2 separate regions of the Homo sapiens genome follow, and region 2 is linked to region 1. The links are chromatin loops, found by intact Hi-C in ENCODE. Cell type or tissue: Caco-2. All regions are shown on one strand. Links, peaks and the distances in the headings refer to the core of each region. The heading gives the core; the rest is flanking DNA.

Region 1 (5,672 bases), core at 469-5,468:
AAAATGAAATTTTAAAAAATTCACTCAACAAGCACTAATAAAACAAGCCTTAATAAATGTACAGACGGTATTAAGTCTATTGGAAATGGTACCACAATGTGTGACTTTTAGCAGTGTGTTCTAATTTCTGTTATTCAAAGGATTATTTTCAGCATTTTTTACCTCAACTTTTTGTGATGTTTAATATTGCCCACAATACCCTCCTTGAGATACTGCCATTCCTTTATTTTCATTACATGGCATTTTCTTTTATTTTCCTTTTTTTTTTTTTTTTAGACAGAGTCTTGTTCTGTTGCCCAGGCTGGAGTGCACTGGTGCGATCTCGGCTCACTGCAACCTCCGCCTCCTGGGTTCAAGCGATTCTCCTGCCTCAGCCTCCTGAGTAGCTGGGACTACAGGCACCCATCATCACACCCAGCTAATTTTTGTATTTTTGAGTAGAGATGGGGTTTTGCCATGTTGGCCAGGCTGGTCTCGAACTCCTGACCTCGTGGTCTGCCAGCCTCGGCCTCCCAAAGTGCTGGGATTACAAGCGCGAGCCACCACCCCCATCCATACATTGCATTTTCATGATTCTTTTCTTAAACCATGACTATTCATTCTCATTCTCCAATCTGAACCATTTTCCCAGCTCACACTTCAATTGTTGCTGCTCTTAGGGTTCTTTGCATCCTTGGAATTCTTCTCTTCTCTGGTTTACCTTAGTCATTTTATTCATGTTAACAACTTTTAACTACTACAACACCAAAATCTGTATCTCCAGCTTCTTCTTCTCCAGAATAGTATTCCCCGCTCTCTATTAGATGCTTCAACTATCTTATTCCAAATAGGTCATTTTTTTTTCTGTAATAACACTGCATAACTCACATAACTTACAAGGACAAATATCTACTTCTTGTTTATGTGATCTGAGGGTCAGCTGTGGCAGCTCTTCTCCAGATTATTTTGAGATATAATAACTATGGGGATGATGGAAGAAGTAGTTCCTGGGTTATGATGATGTCCTTATGTTAGAGAGTAAGAGCACTTATGGGGAGTGGTTTCCATTAACACCTCTGCTTGAAACTGGAACACCAAAGTTCCTGCCCTCATTTCACTGGTCCAAGAAAAACCACATGGTCAAGCCCCAAATCAATGGAGCAAAGAAGTATACTCTATCCACATTAACACACGGCAAAAAATAGGAAAGAATAAAAAATTATAAACAAATTAAACAATCTTCCAAACAGTTACACCTAACAGCAGTAGGTTCATATTGATACTTATCTTTCCAAAATACCTTATATCACCCAGTGATTCCTGTTACTACTTTATCATATTCCCAGTTGCCCAAGATGAAAAGTGAGAAGTAATCCTCTGTTCTTCTGTTCACTCCACGTTAAATCAGTCAACATTCCCTCCATACTTCTATCTCCTTAACATCTAATGTCAATGACCATTTCTTTCTGTCTTCGCAACCACTGTAGTATTTCAGGATCTTGTCATCCCTCACAAAACTATAATAATAATATGTTGTATTTAAAGGAATCTGCTATATGAGATTGACCTCAAAATCTCAGTGGCTTGACACAACAGAAATTTACTTTTCACCCACAAAATGTCCAAATAGTTTTTGTAATGTCACAGGTGGTTCTCCTTCAAATAATGACTGAACAACCCAGGCAACATCCATCTAGCGGTTCTATCATATCACATATTGCTTCCTACAAGTAAAGAACGTGCAGAATTACATGTTGATGGGTTTTGTGCAGCAGGCCTGGACATAACACATTTCACTTCTATCTACTTCCCTTTGGCTGGAACTCATTTATATGGTTTTATCCACCTTAAAAAGAGGCTAGAATATAATCTAGTGTGTGTTTGAGAGAAAGAGAAAATGGGTTTGGTGAACATCTAACAGTCTCTGTTTCAATGTTTTAGCTGATCTTTTTGCTAGCAGGAATGGCCACCGACATCAGAATAATCTATCTAAGGCACAAATTCAATCTATTGCCTTGCATAAAACCTTTCCATTACTTTGCAATGATTGAAAATAAAACCAAAGTTTTTCACAAGATGGACAAATGATTTCATGTGAAGACAACCTATTCTTCAGTCACACTGTGTTACTTTCAGTTCCATGAAAATAACACAGTCTCTCGCCTGTTCTGTTGCCATAGCCAGCCCTGTACTATTGTTCCTTCATTGACTGCTTACTTATCTTTAAAGCTTAATTCAAGCAGCCGCTTGTCTATGAATTTCTTCATTTCTGTTTTAGCAGTCATTTAGAAGTGCCCAGTCTTCCTTTTATTCCATTTATTGTGCACATTCATTTTGCCATGTCAACTACAACACTCTACATACTTACAACCTCTCCTTTCCTAGTACTATTTTATTAACTAGAAATAAGTACAGGGTAGGCATTAATACATAAGATTATTATTTATCAATCCAGCAATAAGGAATACAACCAAGCTGATACTATAATATTGTAGTGACAAAATTCAGCTAATCTTCTAGATGGAACCAACTGACAGAAACCTTCAGAAGACCACATGTAATCCACAATTTTACCAGGCTATTCAGAAAGGGATAGGCTACTTGACTTTCTAGATTCTTACTCCTTATTCATGAAAGTTTGGAAAGGGTGGTACAATAATTCTAGTCATTTCACATAAATTGAACTCTTTCATCAGTGAAAATCATTGACATGTGTTGATCCTAATCCCCAGTGTGACGGTATCAGTTGGTAAGACCTTTTGGCAGTGATAAGTTTGAGATCAGTGTAAGAGTTAAAGAAAGAGGAAAGAAAAACGAAACGCGGCTTAACAGTCAAATACTTTTAGAGACAAAACCCAAGAGGGGCTTCTGATTGATTTCAGTCAGGAGGGCTTTCTTTTACAGACTAAGAGTACATATTGGTTTTAGGGTGAGGGAGCTTATTACAAGCTTGGAATGTTTCTGTGTGGGGGAGAAGTTTTATGGCGGGGTTGGAATGTCTCTGGGCAGAGTGGAGGTTATCTTGGGGATGACATCTTTCTGGCCAGATGGGGGTTATCTCAGGGCTAGCATGTCTCTGGTCCAGGAGGAGTTTGGAGTGTTTATGGTTGGAGCTGTTACATGTGGTTTATGGTCATACTGACCTTAGCCATTAGGCTGATGCCCTTTGGATTTAGGCGGTATTTGATTAAGGTGATTTTTAAAATGACAGTGCTTGTCCAAGATGGTGATACTCCTGCTCTGTCAATCAGTGCCCTTATAAGAGCCTGAAAATACCAGAGTTCCCTGCTTCTGCCAAGTGAGGACACGGCAAAACAGCCGTCTATGAATCAGGAGCAGGTCCTCATCAGACATCAAATCTGTTGGTGCTTCAGTCTTAGACTTCCCAACCTCTAGAACTGTGAGAAATAAATTTCAGTTGTTTGTAAGCCACCCAGTCCATGGTATTTTTTATAGCATCCCCAAATGGACTAAGACAATTTTCTTAAGTATTTACTGTGCTAATTAACAACCAACTAGGGTTAATTACAGGTAGTTACATTAAAGCCTTTGGAGTGAGATCTTCTGACTAGTGTTCAAAGGCTATCAAACCACCCCTAGATTGTCTCTGATTAGGACACCTTAGATAATCCAAATGTCAACTAACTTCCCCTAAGGTAAGGCCTAAGAAGAGTTTTCTTCAAGAATGTGAACCAAAATTTTGGTTATAAGAAAATATATCAGTAAATATTTATACTGCTAAAATAACCAAGCAGTAGCAAAGATTATCTAAAAAAAATTCAGAGAGGGATTCCAGGTTTTGCTTTGCCCAGTCATGATGTGAACACATTCAGCCTAGTTAGCTATCTCACTGAAAGCATCAGTGAAACCTCACATGCTGACCTAAAAAACATAAGATCATTTTAAAACTGTTTTTAGTTCTTAATGATTCTTTCCATGTTTTGGTAAAGAGCAATAGGTTTGCAAAGTCACTTTTGCAACTTGGATTAAATGAGGAAATACACAATTATGGGTGCCTTAATATTCTTTCAATGAGGATTCCATTCTGATTTTTTATTTCCCATAAACATAAAATGTACCAACAATAGAGACAGAACACCACTTTTCTGATAAACCTTCTTTTCCTTATATGAAAGAATGTCTTCTGGCCAGGAGCAGCGGCTCAGATCTGTAATCCAAGCACTTTGGGAGGCCGAGGTAGGCAGATTGTTTGAGCACAGGAGTCCGAGACCAGCCTGGGAAACATGGTGAAATCCCATCTCTATAAAAATATGAAAATTAGCCAGGCGTGGTGGTGCATGCCTGTAGTCCTAGCAACTCAGGAGGCTAAGGTGGGAGGATCACTTGAATCCAGGGTGTTGAGGCTGCAGTAAGCCATGATCACACCAGTGCACTCCAACCTGCGCAACAGAGTGAGACCCTGTCTCAAAAAAGAGAAGAGAGGGGAGGGGAGGGGAGGGGAAAGGGTGGGAAGGGGAAACAAAGAGAAAAGAAAAGAAGAGAAAGAAAAAAAAGAAAAGAGAAAAGAAAGAAAAGAAAAGAAATTCTTCTGCTTCCAGTTGTTAGGATGTGAAAACACAATAATAAGAGAAACCTGGACAAAATAAGAACCATACTTTTCTATGGAGCTAATGAAAAGCAACAAACACCAAAAAACACTTAAAGAATAACATTCTAGAAAGAAGTAAGATTTTCCAGAGATGAGTAGAGAGCCACAGCAGTTCCCATGCCTCTACGCAGCTGCCTCCTCTGAGTACAAACAGAATAGCAGAGCTATCATAGATGAAGCATCCAGGGAATGAAGGAAGCAGCCTTGCCTCAGATGACAGTGTGAGCTGCAGAAACAGACCAAATCTACAAGACCCCTAAATGCAAAATCAAATTGTTTGACCTGACAATTTCAAACTCTAACCCTCCCTTTCAATTTTGTCATATATATGGCAATAAAAAGGGGCAGGTAGCATAATCCTCTACATTCTTATTATGATTGGATTTGACAGCCTGTCAAAGTTGAGAAAAAATTAATCACATAATATTTGACAGTGCAGCCCAACTTTCAAAATGCAGCCAAGATCAAAAGTGCAATGGTACAGAACAGCGGGGCTTGGGCTAAACATAAAGCACTGAGAAATTCCATCTAGTCAAATGGAGGACTATCCTTCAGGACTAATGCCCAAACTATGGATTTAGCCCTTTTCCCTTCCTATCCTGTCATGGGGCCTATTGTAAAGAGTCATGCAATGAAATAACACTGAGATATTAAAGACTTGTGATCAACTAATGCGTTAAGTCTCTGAAGTGCGTTTGCCATAATATCACATCCTGGAAAAATAAACTCTAGTTATTAAACTGAAGACACTACTGCAGGACTGAAAGGGAGATTGATGTGAATGAAGGGATGGAGATAATTTCTTTAAATACCCCAGAAATCCCATTATATAGGCTCACACAGAAGTCTGAACAAGGAACAAAAGTTGGGGAACACAGGTAGTTGGTTTTCAACTTGTTATAAGAAAGAACTTTCTAGTAACATCAAAACCAAATTAATGATAAGAACTATCATTTAATGCATGCTACTATGTGCCTATTACATTCTGTATATAATTTCATTAAATCTTCATAATGACCCTTTGTAAATTGCCTCACATCACCCCTGAAATCCAAAGCCAGACAGTCTGATGCTGGAAGCACTG
Region 2 (5,672 bases), core at 474-5,473, 260 kb before region 1:
AAAATAACTCATATTTATTTAAATATATTTGAATCTAATTATCCAAATATATTTATCTTTAAAGTTGGTGCAACAAGGCCAATGTGTAAGAAATCTTTTAGAGAATTTTGTCCAATATATATGTCCTCCAGAACAAAGAGAAGAGGAGAGGAGATATGGAGGAAGCTATCTCGTTTACTATCATGCAGGCAGTTGCAGCCTAAAGTGCATGCAGAGATTAACGAGAGATAGATGGCTTTCACTGAGGGATACCTGAGAGATTCCGAACTCAGACACAGCAAGTATAGCAGAGATGGGGAGCCAGTCACAGTATGGAAAATGGAAGGGAGTATAGGCTAAAAGTCTCTAAAGGATTAATTGGCTCTCGCTGCACAAAACTGAGAGCATTCAAGTAGCCGATCTCACCTACTCCTATTCCATAGCCAGGAGTCAGTTTGGGATTATAGAATCTACGATGTTGAAATACAGAGACTCAGAGCTTTTAGTCACCAGATGATAGAAGTGAGACAGTTTAAAATGTGCATTAATTAATAATCTTTATAAAAAAGTATAGCCAAATCTTAAGCCCCCTGTTACTACACTGACCAGAAAACATCTAAAACAGACATATTGGGAAACCAGCTCATCTCTAGTTTAATCAATAGACTCTAAGTTAAAACAAAACAAAACCAAAACCAAAAAACTCAAGTCCAGAAAGAGGGCAAAGGAATTGTGGGGGTTATTTTTCATTGTTGTTGTTTTTAATTAGGGGGATTGTCTTCAACAACCTGATTATCTTTCCTTAATTTTGAGTGTGCAGATTGAGCAATATCCCTGTTTGTTGCTTGAGAGACACAATGTACTATTAACCATCTCCACTATCTCCATAAGTCTCTGTAGGTCAAATCCTCTTGGCTGCCACTTTGACCTTGCCACTCATTGCAATAATTGCCTCCACTGTTAAATGCTGAAACCTGGCTTCTATCGAGGAAAGGGGCGGGAGTGAGGCTTCAACCAACTTCCTTGCTTTTGTAGCCCAGGCTTTCAATGGCATTTTCTTCTGTCAGCCTGTCCTGGAGAGCAGAGCCACCACTGAACTTAATGATGCTAGTGCGCCTCTCAGAGCTAATGCATCAGCACTTTGAAAAATAATGTGTCCTTCAGGAGACATAGTGAAACATAGTTTTGGGGAGTTTTTACAACCTTCCATAACATATTACTTTAACACATACAGACCAACATGAACATCTCAATTATCTTCTTCCACAGTCTGTAATGCTAAATCAGGCATTTTTATCTTACTTAGTCTGGACTATGATTTTTCCATGCATCTCTGGGATATCCTAACAGTGTGTTTGAATAGTTTCTCAGGGTCCTTTCTGGGGTGTTAAATCCTGCATCTGGAGAGGGTCCTTTCGTGTTAATAAACTACCTTTTATCCCAAATCAAGTTAAATTTCTCTTTGTTTAGTTTTTTAGGACCGTAGTCCCTTTTCTCCTTCTGCAGATCCAGCACATCCCCAGATGAGTGACATTGTGACTTAACCCATTTATTGGCTGTGTGTGGGCAGATGTTGAGGGAGTGCATGTTATATTACAGATGAGAGACATCTGCATCATCTGCAGGTAATAGTAGAGCTCCAGCCATTAGCATAGAGAAGTGGGCTACTTCTGCAGGCTCACAGGGTTCAGGGAAGTGTGTGCGTTCAAGAATTTGATGCATCAACACCTGCATCGGTCTCCCATTCTTTCAAAGGCAGGGCCCTGACTTTTACATAGCACACCTATCTTGATTGAGAGCTTAACCTCTGTTGGATCTTTCCCTACTTTTCTGCTGTAAGAGATGAGTGCCCCTTTATAGGCAAACAAGGAGGGCTTTAATGTTTATACTTGGCTTCTCATAGCCAATCATCTTCTGCTTTTATTTACCTTTTAATCATAGCATCGATTGAGTAGAGTAAAACCACTGAATTCTGTTGCCTTTACAGTTGCTATTTCGTTCATAATTCTCTACCCTTCACACAAAAGTTATAGCCTATCCAGAGTCCAGTTGTTCCACAACTGGATGTTTATTCAGAATACCTGATCAGCCACAATGCTAAGGAAGGCACACATAGACACTACCCTTCTCTTACCCTGGGTCACTCCAACCTATCCTTTACATCTCCCCAAAAATGCCCATTCCTCAAGGAAGCATGTAAGCTGTCATTCACATATTTTCCTCCCACAGAATTACATGTATCCTCTACCATAGTGCCAAATGTGTTACCTTGCAGTTGCCTGGATATTCATCTTTATCTGATACTCTGATAGAAGCAACTTGAAGTTAAGCACCATGTCTGTCTTGCTCATTGTTTGTTATAATTCTAGCATGAAGCGTGGCGCCAGCAACCTAAAAGATAATCAATAAAAGCTTGTTTAAAAAAAAAAGTCAGTACAGCTTAGTACTGTAGTTTTCTATTATTTAGATGTCCTTGATTGAGTTCATAGAAGAATTCATTAAATTTGATGATAAAATCTCTTTATGTACTGGTATTGTGACTAGATATCCTCTAAAGCTACTTTTTTAGAGTCCGCTATATATATCATATAAATGTCATCTGTCATCATATTTATTAAATTTGCAGAATCCTAATTAATTTTTATTTAGAATCTGCCGGCATTGTCACCATTGTTTAAAAATATACTGCTCCTTGTATTATCTAAAATGGCACTGTGATGAACTGGCTGTCTTACTAATTTTCTCCAACTGTCCAATGAGTCATATAGAATTTCCTGTCAAAATCTTTCATCTCATTTTTACCAACTAAATGCTCAAACTATTGACATCATTTATGTAAATGGAAAGATGTTTAAAGTGAGTTGAAAGCTAGTAAAAGCTAGCCCATTTTATAAGTTACAGTTATTTAGGATAGAATCTCCACAGACAATTTCAATAAGGACAATTTTATTCTCTTATTTAATACTGTTACACACTCACTCTCTATGTCTCTATGTATGTATATATGCATGTATGTGTGTCTGTGTATATGTGTATTTTATTTATATATATGGATATATACACACAGGGGCTCAATCACATAGGATAAAAATAATATTTTCCATCTTTAACAGACACTCTGAAACCTCTTTAAACTGCTTTCTGATGTGCCTTTTTATGAAACACTGAATCTATCCTACATTGTGTGGTGAGAATGTCTATTCTGGCATTGCTTATTGCAACTAACAACTATAAATCTTGATGCCTACCCTTCTTTTATTTATCTTAGGTCAAATCACCCTATAAAAGCTGGCTTCTGGAATTTTTTCTTTTTTTCTCTACGTAAGCCCTGTGGAGAATTTCAAAGTTTATCACGTCTAAAATATAATCATCACTGTTTTCCAGGAGACCATGGTTACATCCCATACAGATTATGATTTAGACTTGCTGGTAATGAAACTGCTGAGGAAAATGGAACTAGACGTAATGTCAAAAGTAGCTCTAAATATATTAGATACATACAAGTGAAATCCTAATTTACACTGCAGATCATCAATTTGTTCTAGCCATAGAAGCCACATCATCAACATGCTTTGCTATTGTCCTGAAGGGCATGTTGACCTATTTGATTTAATTTTCTGTTCTGCCAGTTAAAGCTTTCTTTGACCAATATTTAACAAAATCTTCAGTTGGGATTTATATGGTTTAGCTTTTCTCCATAAAATGCAACTACACTATATAGTTTAGTTTACTTTAGTTTGACTGCTCTTCAGGTTTAACATTGATCTGCTTCTAAGTCCAAGACAAAATTATCTTCCTCTTATAGGTTTTTCTGTGTGAAATTTAAGACAATATGGTTATTCAGCAAAACGACTATCTGAAAGAGCTGTGAAGATGAAATTGTGTTATTTTAAATTGATCTCAAAGGTTAAGAATAATATTTTCAACGGAGCATCTAAATATGTCATTTTTAAAAAGCATGAATGAATTAATAATTTGAATGAATGATGCATTTTTTAGAGTGGATATATCATATACATCATTGATACATAGTAGTGGTGCCATAGATTTTGTGTGTTTTGTTTTTTTTTTTAATTTCTAACACGGCTGTAGTGCCACCTCTGGGAACTCCTTAAGATATCAACAGTTAGAATATGGAACTCAGTCTATGTAAACTCAGAAGTTTACAGAGACTGTTTGATCTCGGGAAAAGAAAACAAATTTTATTAGAAGGCATACTAAGATACAATAAAATTCAGTGAAGTTAGGCACACTTAGTGACATGGACATTAACAGAGACCTAGTCTTACATATATTAGCCTGTACCGTCCTGAAATTTACCATATTAAACAGTCATATTTATGATAAGTAAATCTCTGATTTAAAATCTCTGTTTTAAAATAATTCCTGTATTTAGATGGATAAAAATGAAAATTGAGGAACTCTTTAATTAGAAGGTACACATTTCATTTTGTGTGGTGGTGAATCCTGGAATAATATGTGTAAGCCACATGAAACCATTGGATGTCTTCCTATGTGCTAATTGTCCAAGATCAAGGGCTATACTGTGTCAGAATTCTTATGAACTAAAACTATTGACTCTAGAGATTTTGGACTTTTGTAGCCCCTATTTTTGAGCTAACTTATAGGTTCCAAGGCTTTTGTTTCCCTGGACTATTTTATCTACCGACCGTACCAAGCTCTACAGAAAATGAAGAAATCAAAACTAAAAAGAGCTTATCCCATCTCTGTTAATCAACTGGTAAGATATTCAAACGACTCAAATTTGACCCACAAGCTCTTAAAATGTAACATGTTTATTTAGATTATAGTGGTTAGACAAAATAACGTAATGCAGCCATCGGTTCCCTGCTTACTTTCTGGGATTCACTGTCCACTTCTCCACAATATTAGCAAATGGGTAGCTCAGTGCTTAAGTGATGGCTTCTGAGCAGCAAGTGACCAAAGCCCAGTTCCTCTTTCAGTCATTGTTAGAAAGCACTGACTTTGGAACTTCTTTGTCCTTCATGTTTCCCCACAAAGGACTATATAGATATAGTTAATCCTTGGCCCCTTAACATGCACTAAGGCTGCTTAACATTAGCTATTTGGCATGCTTTTTATGTAACACACAATTATCTGGCAAAAGTCACTCTATAAAGCATAAGTAACATGTTTATATTACTATTATCAGAAATGACATCAGTGCACAAAACAACTTTTATGGTCCAGTTAACAAATTTCAATACAACCAACACCATAATTTAGAAGAAAATCCCCCAAACCATGTATATTATAAATAATTCTTCATAGCTTGCCTCCCTGCTGTATTATTACTGTTTACCTAATGACAAAACAAATGAGTTTGAATTTGTCTCTAGATTTAGTGTAGGAGCTAGCCACAAGATATCTTATATTTAAATATAGCAAACTAAGTAAATTAACACTCATACTTTAGAAAGTTTAATACAAATCTCTTAAACATGCCAGTAGTATATTCACAGGCATGAGATATGTAATTCCCAAAGTCAGTTACCTTAGGGTATATTCATCTCAAAATTTTAATTATAGAAACAATACAGTATACTTTGAAATTGTTAAATAATGTAAGCTATGTGCACCTGACAATTCACAAATAGTGTATTATGTTTTAAATCCCTAAAGATTTTATTTCAAATAGTTCTTCGGAGCTCTTGAAGTTAAATAATTCTTAC

What was found. Hi-C counts contacts between places; a loop is a spot of excess contacts. Peaks named below come from ENCODE experiments on the same cell type or tissue, not always from the same donor. Only the 100,000 strongest peaks of a DNase experiment are listed, where the experiment ranks them.
Region 2: a loop joins it to region 1, with 3 times the contacts of the local background. A loop is called at or near these places in 5 of 110 quality-filtered maps.

The regions. Positions count from the first base shown.
Region 1 is chr4:163,030,068-163,035,739 of GRCh38, forward strand. No RefSeq gene overlaps it. Among named protein-coding and RNA genes, the nearest start is that of MIR4454, 61 kb to the right of the region's middle. In Caco-2, for the core only: no CTCF peak of the experiment used is centred there; a DNase peak (open chromatin) is centred at 3,004.
Region 2 is chr4:162,771,793-162,777,464 of GRCh38, forward strand. No RefSeq gene overlaps it. Among named protein-coding and RNA genes, the nearest start is that of MIR4454, 320 kb to the right of the region's middle. In Caco-2, for the core only: no CTCF peak of the experiment used is centred there; no DNase peak of the experiment used is centred there.